Linked DNA regions of Homo sapiens: regions 1, 2 and 3 are each linked to region 4. A link is an interaction called in ENCODE POLR2A ChIA-PET data of the cell type or tissue named here. Cell type or tissue: GM12878. All regions are shown on one strand. Region 1 overlaps SUSD1 (sushi domain containing 1). Region 2 overlaps UGCG (UDP-glucose ceramide glucosyltransferase). Region 3 has its middle 43 kb from the start of UGCG. Region 4 has its middle 52 kb from the start of MIR4668.

Region 1 (4,000 bases), 99 kb before region 4:
TGTCACTCCCTGACCCGGGTGGAACTGAATGAACTGAGCCAGTGAGACATTTCCTGTGAGCAGAAGGAGCTGCAGACTCACCACTACTGTTAGGTTACTTGAGCATATGTGTGTGTGTAATTTTAAAAAATGAAATAATTATATATATATTATTCTTCATTTTGCTTTTTTATATTATTCTTTGACTTTTGGCCTTACAATATCCTGTAGACATACTTCCATACCAATTCATGTATTGTCATCTCATTCTCTTTGAGGGAAGCACAGTATTCTATCACATAAAGGTATACTAATTTATTAACTTATTATCTATAGAAGGTTATTTGGGTATTTTTTTTCCCTTTCAAGTTTTTGTCATTACAGACAATGCTACTGTTAATATGCTTGTATATATTATGTTTTATTGATTCTCAGAGGCATATTTTTTTCACATTTTGGTATCTATGAAATCCTACAATTGTTATACAGTCAGTCAGGTGGCTGCCAAGAACATAATTGTCATTGTCCATCTATGCATCATATTGGTCATAGTTGCTCATAGTGCTGTCACTTCTATTTAGTTACGGACACTAGTGGTGCCATTTATTTCTTGAGATCAATTGCCTACTAAAACTTTTTCCAAAAAGCTACATTATGATTTGACATTGAGACATAGTGTTATAATATGTAAAGCGCAATGGGAACAGAACGGCAAAGTATAAGATCAACTTTCAGCATCAGAATGGGTGTCAGTGGATGGCGAGAAAGTTCTGGAAACAAAAAGAGCACATTTTGAAGAAATACTGCCTCACCAAACTCTGGATAGATAGCACATAGGATGTTATTATGTGGAAAAATATAGACACCAACAACTCTTAATTGAGAAGTGATTGAGAAGTGTTTGTTATATTCTGACCGTGAAGAAATTTTAGGAATGTCTCAATTAATTTTGCTTATATTTTTGTCTTATAATATACAATTAAAATTTAATATCTATGTTGGTCTGTAAAAGCTTTTTCAATCAGTATAAATTAGTTCCGTGAGATAAGAAAATAATTGTGGTGGCTGGGGGCGGTGGCTCACACCTGTAATTCCAGCACTTTGGGAGGCCAAGGTGGGCGGATCACTTGAGGTCAGGAGTTCGAGACCAGCCTGCCCAACATGGTGAAACCCTGTTTCTACTACAAATACAACAATTAGCCAGGTGTGGTGGTGCATGCCTGTAGTCCCAGCTACTTGGGAGGCTGAGGCAGGAGAATTGCTTGAACTCAGGAGGCAGAGGTTGCACTGAGCTGAGATTGTGCCACTGCACTCCAGCCTGGGAAACAGAGAGAGACTACATCTCAAAAAAAAAAATTCTTTAAAATCTTCGTGTAAGTTTTGGACATTTCTAGTTAGGTTTATTTCTAGGTATTTGAAGTTTGCTTGTGATATCCCATCTCATGAATATGGATCTTTTTATTTTTCTATTATATTCTGCTACTTGTTGTATTAGTTTTCTGTTGCTGCTATGACAAGTTACTGCAAACTTAGTGGCAGAAAATAACATGAGGGCTGGGTACAGTGGCTTACATTTATAATCCAGCACTTTGGGATGCTGAGGTAGGAGGATTGCTTGGAGGCTGAGGTGGGAGCCCAGGAGTTCAAGCCCAGCCTGGGCAACATAGAAACCCTGTCTCTACAAAAAAATTAAAATAAATAAAAAATAAGCCGGACGTGGTGGTGTGTGCCCGTGGTCCCAGCTACTTGAGAGACTGAGGCAGGGGGATCACTTGAGCTCAGGAGGTCAAGGCTGCAGTGAGCCATGATCAGGTCACTGTACTCCAACCTGGGTGACAGAACAGGACCCTGTCTCAAAAAAACAAAACAAAACAAAAACTAAAAGCAACATGAATTTAGTGTCTTATAGTTCTGGAGGTCGGAAGTGTGAAATCAGTTTCACTAAGCTGTAATCAAGGTGTCAGTAGGCCTGTGTTTCTTCAGGGGCGGGGGGTATCTAGGGGAGAATCTATTTCCACGCCCTTTCCAGTTTCTAGATCCTGCCTATACTCCTTGGCTTGTGGCTCCATCCGCCATATTTAAAGCTCATCAGTTTAACCTCTGCTTCCGTTCTTAAATCTTCTAACTCTTATGTTCTTGTTGCTCTCTTATAAGGATGTTTGTAATCACATTGAGCTCATCTGGACAATTCAGGATAATCTCACTGTCTTAGTCACCTCTACAAAGTGTTTCTGCCATGTAAGGTAACATACAGGTTCCAGGGACTAGGATGTAGACATGCTGGTGGCGGGTGGGGGTCATTATTTAACCTACCATACTTGTTCTTGAAGATAGATAGAAAATGATCAGTTTTTGTATGTTGCCTTTCTGTTATTTTCAAACAGTTTCATGTTTGATTAGTTGAGTCTCTTAGATTTACTGGCAGTTGCATCATTTGTTGCTCTTTCTGGCATTTATAGCTCATTTTTTTTTCTTGCCTTTTTCTGCATTGTCTAGAATCTCTTGAATAAGGCTCAGTAATAGCTACAAGACCAGACATCCTTGTATTGTTCTTAACTTTACTAGAAATTGCTTAATTGCTTTACCACTGAGTGTGGTGGTTTCTTATAAACCCTATTAAACTAAGGCGTTTCTGTCAAATGAAGTCCTAGCTCACTAAGATTTCAAGTTAACAAAGTATATTAAATGTATTAACAGTTCCATTTATAAAAGTAACCACATGGTTTCTCTCTTTTAACCTATTAATAGCTTTTCCAATAATGATACTCTCTGTATTCTGGGAATAAATCTTTGGTCGTAGTGTATTGTTCTTTGAATGTACTACTGACTTCTTTGTGCTAATATTTTATTTTGGATTTTTGTATTTATATCAACAAGCAAATTTGGCATAGGATGTTTAGTGATTGGCTGTGCCATCCTTGTACAGGTCGGGCATTGTGGATTATTTAGTCATATTAAATGATTTGGGGACCCTTCCACCTTTTTGTATAGTCTAGAACTGTTTAAATACTATTGGAGTTATTTGTATTTTGAAAGTTTCAGAAGTGTAACTTTGGACCACTACTACTAATCTCCAAACCTGTCTCTACCCAGCTGTGGGTCTGCATTAACCTGGAATCATCTGTACTCCTCCTGTTCCTTACCACCTGTTCATCTTTTCCTCCTGTTCCCTACCTGCTCCGTGTTGCAACATTTGAGGTACAGCTTGTGACTTGTACAGGTTTTCTTTGTGCCAAGCTGCCCAATCCATAGAGAGGAGTCGTGTCTACCAACTTGGCTTCATTTGTAGGAACCTGTCAGGCCAGGGAGTTACAAAATACAGCCTTACCTTTCATGAGACCTTCCTTTTTTCACGTAATTTGGGAGTTGTCTTTATCACTCGTTAATCATCACAGTGTTCCTGTGAAACTTCTTAGCAAGTCTGCTCTATTATTTCCACTTTAGGGACAGAGATCCTTATTGAAGGAAGTAACCTCTGATGTCAGGGTTTTGAATAAATAGTCTTTCTTGACTACTTGGATGGGTGTACCTCCACATTAAACTGTATCAGATCTGAACTGTCTTTTAGATTGATTACTATGAAACTGAGCAGAGGACAAGAAATATTTCTTTGCTCACAAGAGATAAGGAAGCCCAAACCAAGAGAATCCCGCCACCTCCTATTCTTTTCCTCATGAAAAACCTGATTGCTTCAAAGCACTTTTTTCAGTTCCTCAAGGAGCAATTCTCTGCTGAAATGTTGCTCTTAGCTCAGAATTTCGAACCGACACTTATTTGTATAAATGAGGGTATACAAGGTCCAGGACAAATAGTTGTAATTTTAGCTTAGTAAGCCAAGGAAGCTTGCAGTAAATAGACTCAAATAATTTTTTTCCTTTTTCTTTTCTTTTTTTTTTTTTTCTTGAGACAGAGTCTCACTCTGTCACCCAGGCTGGAGTGCAGTGGCACAATCTCTGCTGACTGCAACCCCCGCCTCCCAGGTTCAAGCGATTCTCCTGCTTCAGCCTCCCAAGTAGCTGGG
Region 2 (4,000 bases), 75 kb after region 4:
CGTGGGTTTGGGCCAAGAATGCAACCTCCCTGTGTACCTGAACAAAACCCAAGAGAAGAGAAGGAAATGAGGGAAATCATTATATATGACCACAAATAATATGAAAAGAACCACACAAGTTCTAGGAATGACAGTTACAATCACTGACATCAGAAACTCAAAAGACAAGTAATACAGAATCTTACGTACTCACAATTTACGAAAGAATTGGCATCTAGATTAGAAGAAGCTATCCAGAATGCAGCCCAGAGAGAGGGACAGGTAAAGACACAGAAATCATGAAAAAGTTTGAGATGTGGATGACAGAATAAGAAGGTCTAAAATCCCAGTGATTTTTATCTGTTGGTCCCACTGTGTGATCCTTAAGTGCTATTAAACTACCAAAACATGCAGGTCAAGTGCTGGCTAAGTAGCAGAGAGAACTGGCCCACTAATAATCTCAGTGCCTGTGGCAAGGCTTTAGATCAAAAACAGTAGCAACGAAGATCATCTAAGCTGTACTGAATAGTCTAGAGGCGATTACATTTTGGTAAAGTTTAGAGTAGATCCTACTTCTCCCTTCTCCCAAGATGTTTTACTTTAAATATCATTAGATACACCTCCTCCTTTGAAGAACTTTTCATGTTGAGAATGCAGTATTTTATCATAGATTCATTCTGACTCTCTCAACAGCCACAAAGCCCTCTCTAGGTTTATGGATAAAGAGAATTGTTAAGTACTATATCTGAAATTTCTACTCAAAATAAGCCAGACTATATCACAGGGCCTTTAAAAAATGTATTTGTGCCTCCCCTCTGTCCCTGTCTCTCTCTAATATTTTCTTTCCAAAACCCAACAGGTCAGTTTGTTGTGTACCCCCTAGGGTACGAGATCCTACCTTGCAGAATACTGTTTTGACTTACATAACGCAACCAACAAAGCCATGTGGTACAAATTACTTGAAATGTTTGTCAAAACAATAGAAGAATATCCATTAAGTCACCAAATAAACAAAACACCTCTAGCACTAGGCTCAGCACACAGTGGTACTCCATGACTGCTTTGCAGTCACTTACTGGACAACATCTTTACAGCCCCGAATGTACACTAGTCATTATCATATGCACTGGAATGCAACAAGCAACAGGTGAATTCCCTACTGTGAAGGAGCTGTGGCTTAATGGGGAAGTTGGGTTGCACATGCCCAGAAGCTCTTCTCCTTACAAAACTCTTAAAGATGTCAACAAAGCTTTGCTCTGGAGAATCGTTCCACAGGTGGAAACAATGCCTTTGGCCATGACCAGTGTGTTGGAAACCAATCTACAGATTTCTACACAGAAATCATGAAAGAGTTTGAGATGTGGATGACAGAATAAAAAGCTCTAAAATCCCAGTGATTTTTTTCAAAAAAATTTTTTTAAATCCCAGTGATTTTTTTTCAAAAACATTTTTTAAATCCCAGTGGTTTTTTTCAAAATAAAGAAGAGTTTCCAAGGTCAGAAGTAGCCTTGTGGGCTGGTGCAGTGGCTCATGCTTATAATTCTAGCACTTTGGGAAGATGAGGCAGGCGGATCACTTGAGGTCAGGAGTTCAAGACCAGCCTGGCCAACATGGCAAAACCCCCATCTCTACTAAAAATAGAAAAATTAGCTGGGCGTGGTGGCACACGCCTATAATTCCAGCTACTCGGGAAGCTGAGACACAAGAATGACTTGAACCTGGGAGGCAGAGGTTGCAGTGAGCCGAGATCGCACCACTGCACTCCAGCCTGGGTGACAGAGAGGGAGAGAGGGAGGGAGGGCACTGTGATCAATTGCCTAGTGTTTCAAAAGTGGCCTCCACGGTGGAGCCCTTAAAGTGGGGCAGTATTATAAGTGGCTCGGACAGGGTCTTACAAGTTTTACTGGTTTCTAACTAGTTTTTCTTTTAGTGTCTCAGATCAGGGTTTCTGCATTTCCTAGACAGTATGAACTTGAGCCTATGATTCCTACACGTTGCACAAGCTTTCTCATGGGTGTCCATTTCTACCCTCAGCCTAGGGCAGACGACTTGCTTTCTAGGTTCTATACTGGGAATCCAGTTCTTACCTTCCTATAATGCATCTGGCTTGCAGCCTTGACCTTTTTGTTGGGGAAGTGGTGTGGGGGGTACTTTTTATTGATACATAATGTACATATTATAAAGTCACCTGTAAGTACACAGCTCAAAGAATTTTCTCAAAGTGAAACTCTCATGTAACCAGTACCCAGATCAAAAAACAGTATTAGCAGAACCCCAGAAGTCCTCTCGTGTCTCCTTCCACGTACTATGCTCCCCTCAAGGGTACTCACTGTCCTGACTTCAGACTAGTTTTGCTGGCTTTAAATTTTTATATAAATGGAATCCCATAGGATGTATCTTTCCTGTCTGGCCTCTTTGGGTTGCGTTATGTTTGTGAGAATCATCCGCGTTGTTACATTTAGCTATCATGTATTCACTCTTGTTACAGGATAGTTTTACTAATATACCACACTTTATTTACTTTCTGTTGATGGATGTTTGGGTTGTTTACAGTTTGAGGTTATTATAACTAGTGTGCAGCACTGACTCTGTCCTCGCACTAGTACTAAAAGCCCTACTCTTCCCACCACCCACCCCCCAAGCCTTCAACTTTTGGACAAGATGAAGAAACGCTAACTGGATTTACTCTCTCCCACCTGAAACAACCAAAAAATCAGAAAAAAATACAGGAGACAACAGTTTTGAAGATACTGGACATCAAGCAAAGGAAGACAGTGATTCCTATGACACAGAAAATAAGGTAGGCTGGGTGCGGTGGCTCACGCCTGTAATCCCAGCACTTTGGGAGGCCAAGGCGGGAGGATAATTTGAGGTCAGGAGTTCGAGACCAGCCTGGCCAACATGGTGAAACCCTATCTCTTCTAAAAATACAAAAAATAATTAGCCAGGTGTGGCCTCACGTGCCTGTAATCCCAGCTACTCGGGAGGCTGAGGCAGGAGAATCACTTGAATCCGGGAGGCGGAGGTTGCAGTGAGCCAAGATCGCACCACTGCACTCCAGCCTGGGCAACAGAGCAAGATTCCATCTCAAAAAAAAAAAAAAGAAAGAAAATGAATTGAAGAGCTGGAGTCAACAGTCCAGAAAAACAAAAACATCCAGCACCCAACACGGTGAAATTCAAAATGTCTGGTATCTATTAAAAAATTTCCAAGCATGCAAAGAATCAGGAAAATATACCAATGAGAAGAAATATCAATAAATTAAAACCCCACCGGGATTCAAATTAGCAGACCAGACCAACCCACTGCTTTGCATTCCCTCTTGGTTTCTGGAATATGCAGATTTTCTTTTCACATTTTCAGGCTCTGGGTGTGTAAGTGTCTAATCGTTACAGCATTTCCATGTGTTAATAGGAGAGGTGGTTCTCACATGTGCACACGCCACCTCTCATTCAGAAGTAGAGTCTGTACGGGACTCTGCAAATGCAGTGTGATACAGGCTATCATCAAAGTATGTTTGGAACACTTTGAGAGAAGAGAGATGGAAGCATCCAACTACTCCTAGGAGGCGGTCTTTCCAGACTTTCATACTCCAAGTGTGGCCCATGGACCAGCAGCATTGGCAACACCTGGGAGCTTTTCAGAGCTTCAAAATTTCAGGCCTCATCCCCCAAAACTACTGAAACTCAATCTTCAGTTTAACAAGATCTCTAGGTGATTCACAGGCACACTCAAGCTTGAGCAGCACTGCTTTAAGACTCATCTCTGCTATAAATTCTTCGTGACTTCACAGACAAGGCTGAAAAGGCCTGGAGCTCATCCTCTAGGCAAGAAATAACCATGAAAGACTAAAAGGAAGCAACCAGGATCATTTTTGTATTTATAGAAGTTAAGAGAATAAAGTACAGGCAGGGGAGATGGAAGGCAAGGGAAAAATATTGCAAAGGTCCAAAAGAAAGAGACAAGCACACAAACCAGAAAGGCATAAGAAACAAGTGAAAGGCTGGGTGCAGTGGCTCAT
Region 3 (4,000 bases), 130 kb after region 4:
TGTGACACCAAGAAGACTCCCTAAGAAACCTCCTCCATGCTAATCTCCATCTGACTCTGCTTCCTGGGAAACTCAACCTGCAACAGTCTTTCAGCCTGCTTTGGGAATACAAGACTTTGTAAATCAGACTTTGTACATGTAAGAATTTGGACTTCATTCTGAGGGCAATATGGAGTCATTGAAGGGTTTTAAGTAGGATGGGATGAGATCAGCTTTGGGTATTAGATCCTCTGGCTACAGTGCAAAGAATGGACCCAAAAAGACTATATTGGAGGCAGGAACATCACATGTGTGGCAACTGATTTACACAATCGAAGATGGTAATGTCATGAATTTGGAGATGTGACAGTGGAGATAGAGATAAGCTGAAAAATTCTAGGACTGTTTAGGAGGTTCAGTCAAAAGAACTAATTGATTATATGTGGGAGTGAAGGAGTAGGAAGAACCAGAGATGATGTCCGGGTTTCTGGATTGAGCAACTAGTGATGCCATAATTGGCCTCAATTCAAGTAATGGCTCTTCAAAAACTGAAGGAGGACACTTCCTACTTGCTATAGCATCTAAGCAGCACTGTAAGTCGGTAAGCATCCTAATAGTTTCCTGGATTCTGTATATGGCAACTTTCTCCCACTCCTGATAGGATGCGTAGCCAGGTGTCAAACTTCTACTGCCCCAGTTTCACCAGTTTCACCCAGTTCAAAAGTGGGAGAACTGGGCCCAACTATTTAAGCCTCCAAAGCATACACACAATTATTTATGCCCAGAAGAGAAAGCAAAATGAGACATATGGGGAACTGGTGGAGAGGCAATATAGTGTAGAAGTTAAAAGCATGCACTCTGGAGTTCGACTATCTGAATTCAAATTCTGGTTCTACTAGTTATAATTTATATCAGTTTGGGCAAATTAACTTCTCTGTGTCTCAGTTCCCTTTATCTGCAAAATATGGGTAATGATGGTACCTATCCCAAAGGATTATTGCAAATATCAAATAAATTAATACAAATAAAATTCTTTTCTTTTTTTTTTGAGACAGAGAGTCTCGCTCTGTCACCCAGGCTGGAGTGCAGTGGCGCAATCTTGGCTCACTGCAACCTCCACCTCCCGGGTTCACATGATTCTCCTGTCTCAGCCTCCCGAGTAGCTGGGATTACAGGCACCTGCCACCACGCCCAGCTAATTTTTGTATTTTTAGTAGAAACGGGGTTTCACCATGTTGGCCAGCCTGGTCTCAAACTCCTGACCTCAAGTGATCCACTCACCTCAGCCTCCCAAAGTGCTAGGATTACAGGCATGAGCCACTGTGCCCAGCCCTTTTCTTTTCCTTTTTTTTTTTTTTTTGTTTTTTTTTTTTTGAGACAGGGTCTCGCTCTGTCACCCAGACTGAAGTGCAGTGGCACAATCACAGCTTACAGCAGCCTTGAACTCCTGGGCTCAAGCAATCCTCCTGCTTCAGTCTCCCGAAGAGCTAGGACATCAGGTGCATGCTACCATCCCAGGTAATTTTTTAAATTTTTTGTAGAGATGGAGTCTTAGTATGTTACCCAGGCTGGTCTCAAACTCCTTGCCTCAAGTGATCCTCCTGCCTCAGCCTCCCAAAGTGCTGCAACTACAAACATAAGCCACTGTGTCGTGCCAGAAGTAAAATTCTTAAAACCCTGCCTAGCATAGAATAGTCACTCAATAAATGCTATCTATTATTATTTCAATAGAATGTAAGCTCTATAAAGATAAGAATTTGTCTTTTTTTTTCTTGATGAAACCTCAATATCTGGAATAGGATCTGGTGCTAAATAAAAGTTATGTAATACATACTTGTTGGATGAATAAAACCCTTGAGAAGAGAGTACTAGTTGCCTACCTCAACACAGATTCTTTACTCCTTCCTTAGTAACAGAATCTGGATTTTTGTCTGGGCATCTTACCATCTGGAATTATGTTTTCCAACTTTCCTTGCAGCCAGTTTTGGTCAATGAAATGTGATGTGGTCAAGGAAGTGTTTTGTAGAACTTTCATAAAAACCATGCAAAGAAAACTGCCTTATCTGGAAGTACCCTTATTGCTCTTCTGCCTTTTCTCTTCCTCTGGCTTGCAACTTACATGAGATGGGTAAAGCTGCAGCTGCCATCTTGAACCACGAGGTACCTTGAGGTTGGAAACCATGTGCTTAGATGGTGGATAGAAATAGAGTAGCTTAAGTCCCTTCTGTTACCACAGAGCTGCCAAGCCAAGCCAGGAATACTTACTTCTTGATTTCTTTTACTTGACAGACAAATGCCTTTCTGTATTTTTGGGCCACTATTGTTTTAGGGCTTTTGATTAAATGCTGCCAAACTAATCCTAACTAATACATTTGCCAAGGGATGATTTAAACTACTAGCAATAAAGTCCTTTATTCAATCTCTGGGTTCCGTACAGCAACTCTTAAAAAAAAAAAAAAAGGTATATTTTTCCTTTCTTTATTCCCTTTTTTTTTTTTTTTTTTGAGATGGTCTCACTCTGTCACCAGGCTGGAATGCAGTGGCGCAATCTCGGCTCACTGCACGCTCCGCCTCCCTGGTTGAAGCGATTCTCCTGCCTCAGCCTCCCAAGTAGCTGGGACCACAGGCATGCACCACCGCTCCCAGCTAATTTTTGTATTTTTAGCAGAGTTGGGGTTTCACCATGTTGGCAAGGATGGTCTCGATCTCTTGACCTCGTGATCCACCTGCCTCGGCCTCCCAAAGTGCTGGGATTACAGGCATGAGCCACTGCACCTGGCCTATTCTTTCTTTTTTTCACTTTTATTTTAGATTCAAGGGGTACATGTGCAGGTTTGTTACCTGGGTATACTGCATGATCCTTGCAGCAATTTTTAACTGTGTTTTAGTGAGAGAAACATGAGAGATCAGAGATGGAATAGACAAGATAAAGAGATTTCCCATAGCTTTTAAGGATTGCTTCTTTTGTACCATGCATTACAGGAAGACAATGACTATTTATGCAATTAGTCAGGAAAGGTTGCAAAATAGGATTTTGAAAACCAATTAACAGAAGGTACAGTGGTATTTGGTAAAGTATTCCGAGAAGGCCATTTTAGCCTTTATGACTGATTATATGACTTTCACAGGGGAGGCACACTTTGTGGGAAGGGAAAACCATATATTGAATACCCATAATGAATTAATTTCTTCCACATCACACCTGAAAGGTGGGTATTATTTGCTATATTTTACAAATAAAGAAATGGTGACTACAGACATTTGACTGACTTTCCCTCATTCATAATGTAAATAAGTAGTGGGACAGGATTTGAACCTGCGTCTGTAGGGCCCCAGAGCCCTTGCTTTTCCCCAATACCCCTCATTCCACACAACCACATAAATGCATTCTCCAAGGCCCAAGATCTCTGTTCCTCATCACATGGCTAAAGACGGTCAGCATACTTATTTCCTCTGGCATAATCTGCCTTTACTTTTCCATTTCCCGGCATTTAGGATACTTGAGGGCCATTGCTTTAAATCCGTTTTTATTTTTCACAAATTTGTTTTCAAACCACAGATTATCATTCATAAGGTGACAGTGGTTCCTTAATACTTCCCCCAGCCACTCTGACTGGCTGGAGCCTGTCCTTCCAGTGCCAATAAAATGCAGGTGACTCAAATTGAGATTATGAACAGCTCATTAGCCCAGGGGGAGAGAGTGGATGGTCCATGTGGCCACACCCAGTTCTTCCCCTTCCCGGAGTTTTTCTCAGTTACTGAATATGACCTCTAGCTTGCTCCACCTGCTGTGTTCCCCATCTCAGTGCATGTCCTCACCTTCCCCCCACCCCTCCCCTTTGCCTAAGCCGGAATCCTCTGAATCACTCTTAACTCTTCCCTCTCCCTCATCTACCACACACAGGAAATACCAAGTTTCCTTTTATTTACCCTTTATGTGCAAAATTTGCCCACCCCTTATTTTAGGCCCCACCGTCTCTTACTGAGATAAATGCTAATTTTTCTCATCACTTCCAGTCTG
Region 4 (4,000 bases):
TAAAGCTGACTTTTAAAATACACAATATTTTCCACTCTTGCTCTGCCACAAGAAAAAAACTTCTTTTTTTTTTTTTTTTGAGATGGAGTCTCACTCTGTTGCCCAGGCTGGAGTGCATTGGTGCGATCTCGGCTCATTGCAACCTCTGCTTCCCAGGTTCAAGCGATTCTCCTGCTTCAGCCTCCCGAGTAGCTGGGATTACAGGCACCCGCCACCACACCCAGCTCATTTTTGTATTTTAGTAGAGATGGGGTTTCATCATGTTGACCAGGCTGGTCTTGAACTCCTGACCTCAAGTGATCCACCCACCTCAGTCTCCCAAAGTGCTGGGATTACGGGTATAAGCCACCTCGCCCAGCCGAGAGAAAAAAAAAAAAAAACTTCCGAGAATTGATATGTGCAGTCTGCACACATATACATCCCAATTTTAGTCAAAAGGCTTGTTGCAGTCAAATCAGACTTCATACAGGCACATAAACTGGAGGGCGGAGTTCAGCCAGGTGGTATCAGTTTCAGGTGACCTGTGAGTTCCCTGGAGGCAGAGTGGTTGAGGTCATATGGTATCAAGGCTGACGGGGGGACAGGGGACTGATGGATCATGAGGACTTGTTCCTTGAGTCTGTAGCTCAGTGGTTGTTCTTCAGGACAGGGACCCTTTTAGTCAAGGCCTGGAAGGGAGTCTTTTCAGAGGAAGGAGGTGTGAATTAGGGAGACGTGGAGTGAGGGAGAGGAGTTCATTACCTCCACCAGACCATGAGCTCCCTGAGAGCTGGGCCAGAGACTGGACTCCTTTGAGGATCCAGTGAAGAGTGTTTTCTTTCTGGCACAAAGGCTGGGGTGATTCTGCGGACACAAGCAGGTGCCCTGGTATTTATTGCAAGTGCCAGATGCCAGATTCTAATTGGGATCAACATCTTCCTCACCAGCCTGAAGTTCTGCACAGATGTTGGTTTTCCTTCCCTAGAGAGGGCTCACTAATCGTTAGACCCAAAAGGAAACCCTTGTAGAGACCTCCTTCCTTCCTCCACCCCTCCACTTTATAAGAGGATGTGGCTGGCTGGGCACGGTGGCTCGCACCTGTAATCCCAGCACTTTGGGAGGCCGAGGTGGGTGGATCACCTGACGTCGGGAGTTCGAGACCAGCCTGGCCAACATGGTGAAACCCTGTCTCTACTAAAAATACAAAAATTAGCCAGGCGTGGTTGTGCATGCCTGTAATCTCAGCTACTCAGGAGGCCAAGGCAGGAGAATCACTTGAACCTGGGAAGCAGAGGTTGCAGTGAGCCGAGATCACACCACTGCTCTCCAGCCTGGGTGACAGAGTGAGAGTGAGACTCTATCACTCTGTAAAAAAAAAAAAAAAAAAAAAAAGAAGATGTGGTCATGGTGGGAGGGGTGTGTGGGGCCTCTACCACTTAGTGGCTGGGTAACTTTGGGCAAATTACCTTCCTAAGCTTGTTTTTTTTTTTTTTTTTTTTTCATTTTAAAGGTGAAAAGAATAATGTGACAAGCCTTGTAGGATTGTTATGAGCATCAAACGAGTTAATGAAGATAAAGTGTTTGATACAACAATGTCTGGTTAAACAAGGTCAATGCTCAGTACACCTTAGTTATGATTGGCACCTCCACAAGGGAGTAGGTATGGCTGAACATCTGATCCTCTGTGTCTTGGTCTGGGAAAACCCTGGATCCTGAGTAGCAAATGAGTGGGAAGAGTCCCAAGATGGTGCCAGGAAGGATGCAACAGGCAATGAACTTCCCTATCTCGCCCACCCCAATTATGACATCATCACGCTGATGGGGATTGTGTCCCCACAATGTGGCAGGAATGTACAAGGAGGAGCATCCTTAGAGGCCCAGTGCTGCTCACACCCTGCCCCTGTCTCAGCCTTCAGGGCACCCCAAGTTTGCTGTGCTCTAAGAAATGGGGAAGCACAAATTTCCAGAAAAAGCATAGCGAAGTCAACCCGAGGAGGTTGATAGAGGTTGGTGAGAATTAACTTTTGCCCAAAGAGAGACGCATGGGCTGGAAGAAAGAGAAGAGGCAATTTGTTTTGCAAATCGGGGACCTGGACCTGTCATCAAGTTTCCCACCGTCCAAAGGGGGGTTCATGGCTCATTTTCATGGGACACATGGGCTCGGGATGGGAGTGAGGAAAAGGTGACAGATACACATCTGGGTTCACACTGCTGTGGCTGCTCAGAAGGGAAGGAAAGCAGCCTCTTCTGTTTGGGGCATGGTAGGCCCAAGCCTTCTGAACTGCCCACCCAGCAGAGAAAACAGGCAGGAAGAGAAACTGAACAGAGAAGTGGAGGAGGAAGCTCACACCATGTGGTTGGTGCTGCTGTTGGTTTTACACTGCCAGAGCTAATAACCAGGTGTATTCATGAGGCTTCTGCCTTTTGATAACCTCAGACTGGGCCACATCTTCTGACTTGGCCATAAATGGGGAAAGGGCCTTACCTAAGGTCGGTACTGAGTCAGAGGTAGGACCTGGGCAGGAGGCCTTTCAGCCGTGGTGCCTGCAGGTGGAAAACCCCAGCAGCCCTTTCTCCTGCTCAACCCCCCTCTCTCTCAGGACATAGAACAAGTAGTGGTTTCTCAGTCTCCAGCCAGCTCTATGTTCCTTTCCTCCCTATGCTGCAGGTGTTCCTTTCCTCCCTCCATCACATGCTATCACCACTTGCTCTGTGTCCTGGGACAACTCTCCCCATTCAGAGCCTGATCACAGGGCAGAGGGAAATCTTCCCATCTTCCTCCTCCAGAAAACCAACACACAGACCCTCTTCTCCTTACTGATTTTATTGCTACTCACTAAAGAGAAGTAGAAAAGATCACAAAAAGCAACACATCTACGTGTTAAAAACGTAAGCAGTTTTTTCCTCTCTGATCTCTGATCTGATTCATTTGTGTATTCATTCATTCATTCATTCATCTGTCCATCCATTCATTTGTCCATCCAATGAGTATTTATTAAGCATCTGCTTTGTACCAGGGAGTGTCCTGAGCCGTGAGGATGCAGCAGTGAAAAAGACAGATGCAGACATGGTCCCTGCCCTCCAGTGGGTCTTGACTCTTGCCTTGACACAATCATGGGAGCCTGTCGACTTCTGCGCTCTGAAGTCCTCATCCCATGTAGGAGCTGAAGACAGTGCCTACAAGAGCCCACATTTTAGGGCAAAGGCAAGAATAGACAGTCTGAGTGGTTGCCCTGCACAGCCAGAAGCAGTGCAGCCAGGGGTGGATGTGCTAGTCCTGGTAGAGGAGGGGAAGCCAGAAGTCAGGGCCAAAGGGGCAGTGTCATTTGTTAAGGAGTGAGCTCAGGGCTGCAAACGAATGGGTCCAGACATTAGGAAGGGGTTGGGAGGAGGAGGGCAAGGGAGGTGGCCACTAATGGGTCAGGATGAGAGAAAGGCAAGGGTTTTGGAAATCTATCTTGCTGGGAGCTGGTTGAGTGGCAGGAAATCAAGGGTTAATGATGGTAACAACAACAATAATCCTTGTCATCAAGTGTGTATTGAGTGCTTACTGTGACTGTGCCAGCCACCAAGGCAGGCACTTTCCATATATGGTCGGTCTCACATTAAATGGTAAAGCGTTGGCAGGACATCTGCTCTTAAGCATAGAAAGGAACCAAACCTATCCTTTCTAGACCCCAGCAGAAAGTTAAGACCAAGATGAACCAGCCCACTCCTGACCCCAAGCTCTTCTTAGCATCTACATCCTACAGTGGATATAAAGATGAAATGAAGGCAGGTGACAGTTCCCTCACCCCAGGTGGACACTTTGCAATCTCTGAGTAACATCCCGTTGTTAAACTTTTGTACCTCCAGGGATGATCATCTTTGAGTGTCACCTTTCAAAGGGACACAGATTCAAGTGCCTTGGGGGCCAGGCAGGTGGTGTATATGAGTGCGAGTGAAGAAAAACCAACCCTAATTTTCAGAGCAGGAGAAAACCCATGTGGACTGAGGCCATCAGAAGCACACCTGTCCTTGC

The links. ChIA-PET counts read pairs that join two places held together with the same protein. Peaks named below come from ENCODE experiments on the same cell type or tissue, not always from the same donor. Only the 100,000 strongest peaks of a DNase experiment are listed, where the experiment ranks them.
Region 1: POLR2A ChIA-PET joins it to region 4 with 5 read pairs; 6 of 35 experiments call an interaction of 5 or more read pairs at or near these places.
Region 2: POLR2A ChIA-PET joins it to region 4 with 7 read pairs; 11 of 35 experiments call an interaction of 5 or more read pairs at or near these places.
Region 3: POLR2A ChIA-PET joins it to region 4 with 6 read pairs; 2 of 35 experiments call an interaction of 5 or more read pairs at or near these places.

The regions. Positions count from the first base shown.
Region 1 is chr9:112,080,570-112,084,569 of GRCh38, reverse strand. The region is part of intron 10 of SUSD1 (sushi domain containing 1); the gene reads left to right. Among named protein-coding and RNA genes, the nearest start is that of LINC02977, 42 kb to the right of the region's middle. RefSeq lists an enhancer at 36-115. In GM12878, no CTCF peak of the experiment used is centred here; no DNase peak of the experiment used is centred here.
Region 2 is chr9:111,906,711-111,910,710 of GRCh38, reverse strand. All of the region lies in intron 1 of UGCG (UDP-glucose ceramide glucosyltransferase), which reads right to left. Among named protein-coding and RNA genes, the nearest start is that of UGCG, 12 kb to the right of the region's middle. RefSeq lists an enhancer at 1,189-1,248. In GM12878, no CTCF peak of the experiment used is centred here; no DNase peak of the experiment used is centred here; H3K4me3 peaks cover 2,535 bases; H3K27ac peaks cover 2,848 bases.
Region 3 is chr9:111,851,481-111,855,480 of GRCh38, reverse strand. No RefSeq gene overlaps it. Among named protein-coding and RNA genes, the nearest start is that of UGCG, 43 kb to the left of the region's middle. In GM12878, no CTCF peak of the experiment used is centred here; no DNase peak of the experiment used is centred here.
Region 4 is chr9:111,982,054-111,986,053 of GRCh38, reverse strand. No RefSeq gene overlaps it. Among named protein-coding and RNA genes, the nearest start is that of MIR4668, 52 kb to the right of the region's middle. RefSeq lists enhancers at 436-785, 2,116-2,215, 2,516-2,575. In GM12878, no CTCF peak of the experiment used is centred here; DNase peaks (open chromatin) are centred at 513 and 2,393; H3K4me3 peaks cover 447 bases; H3K27ac peaks cover 3,631 bases.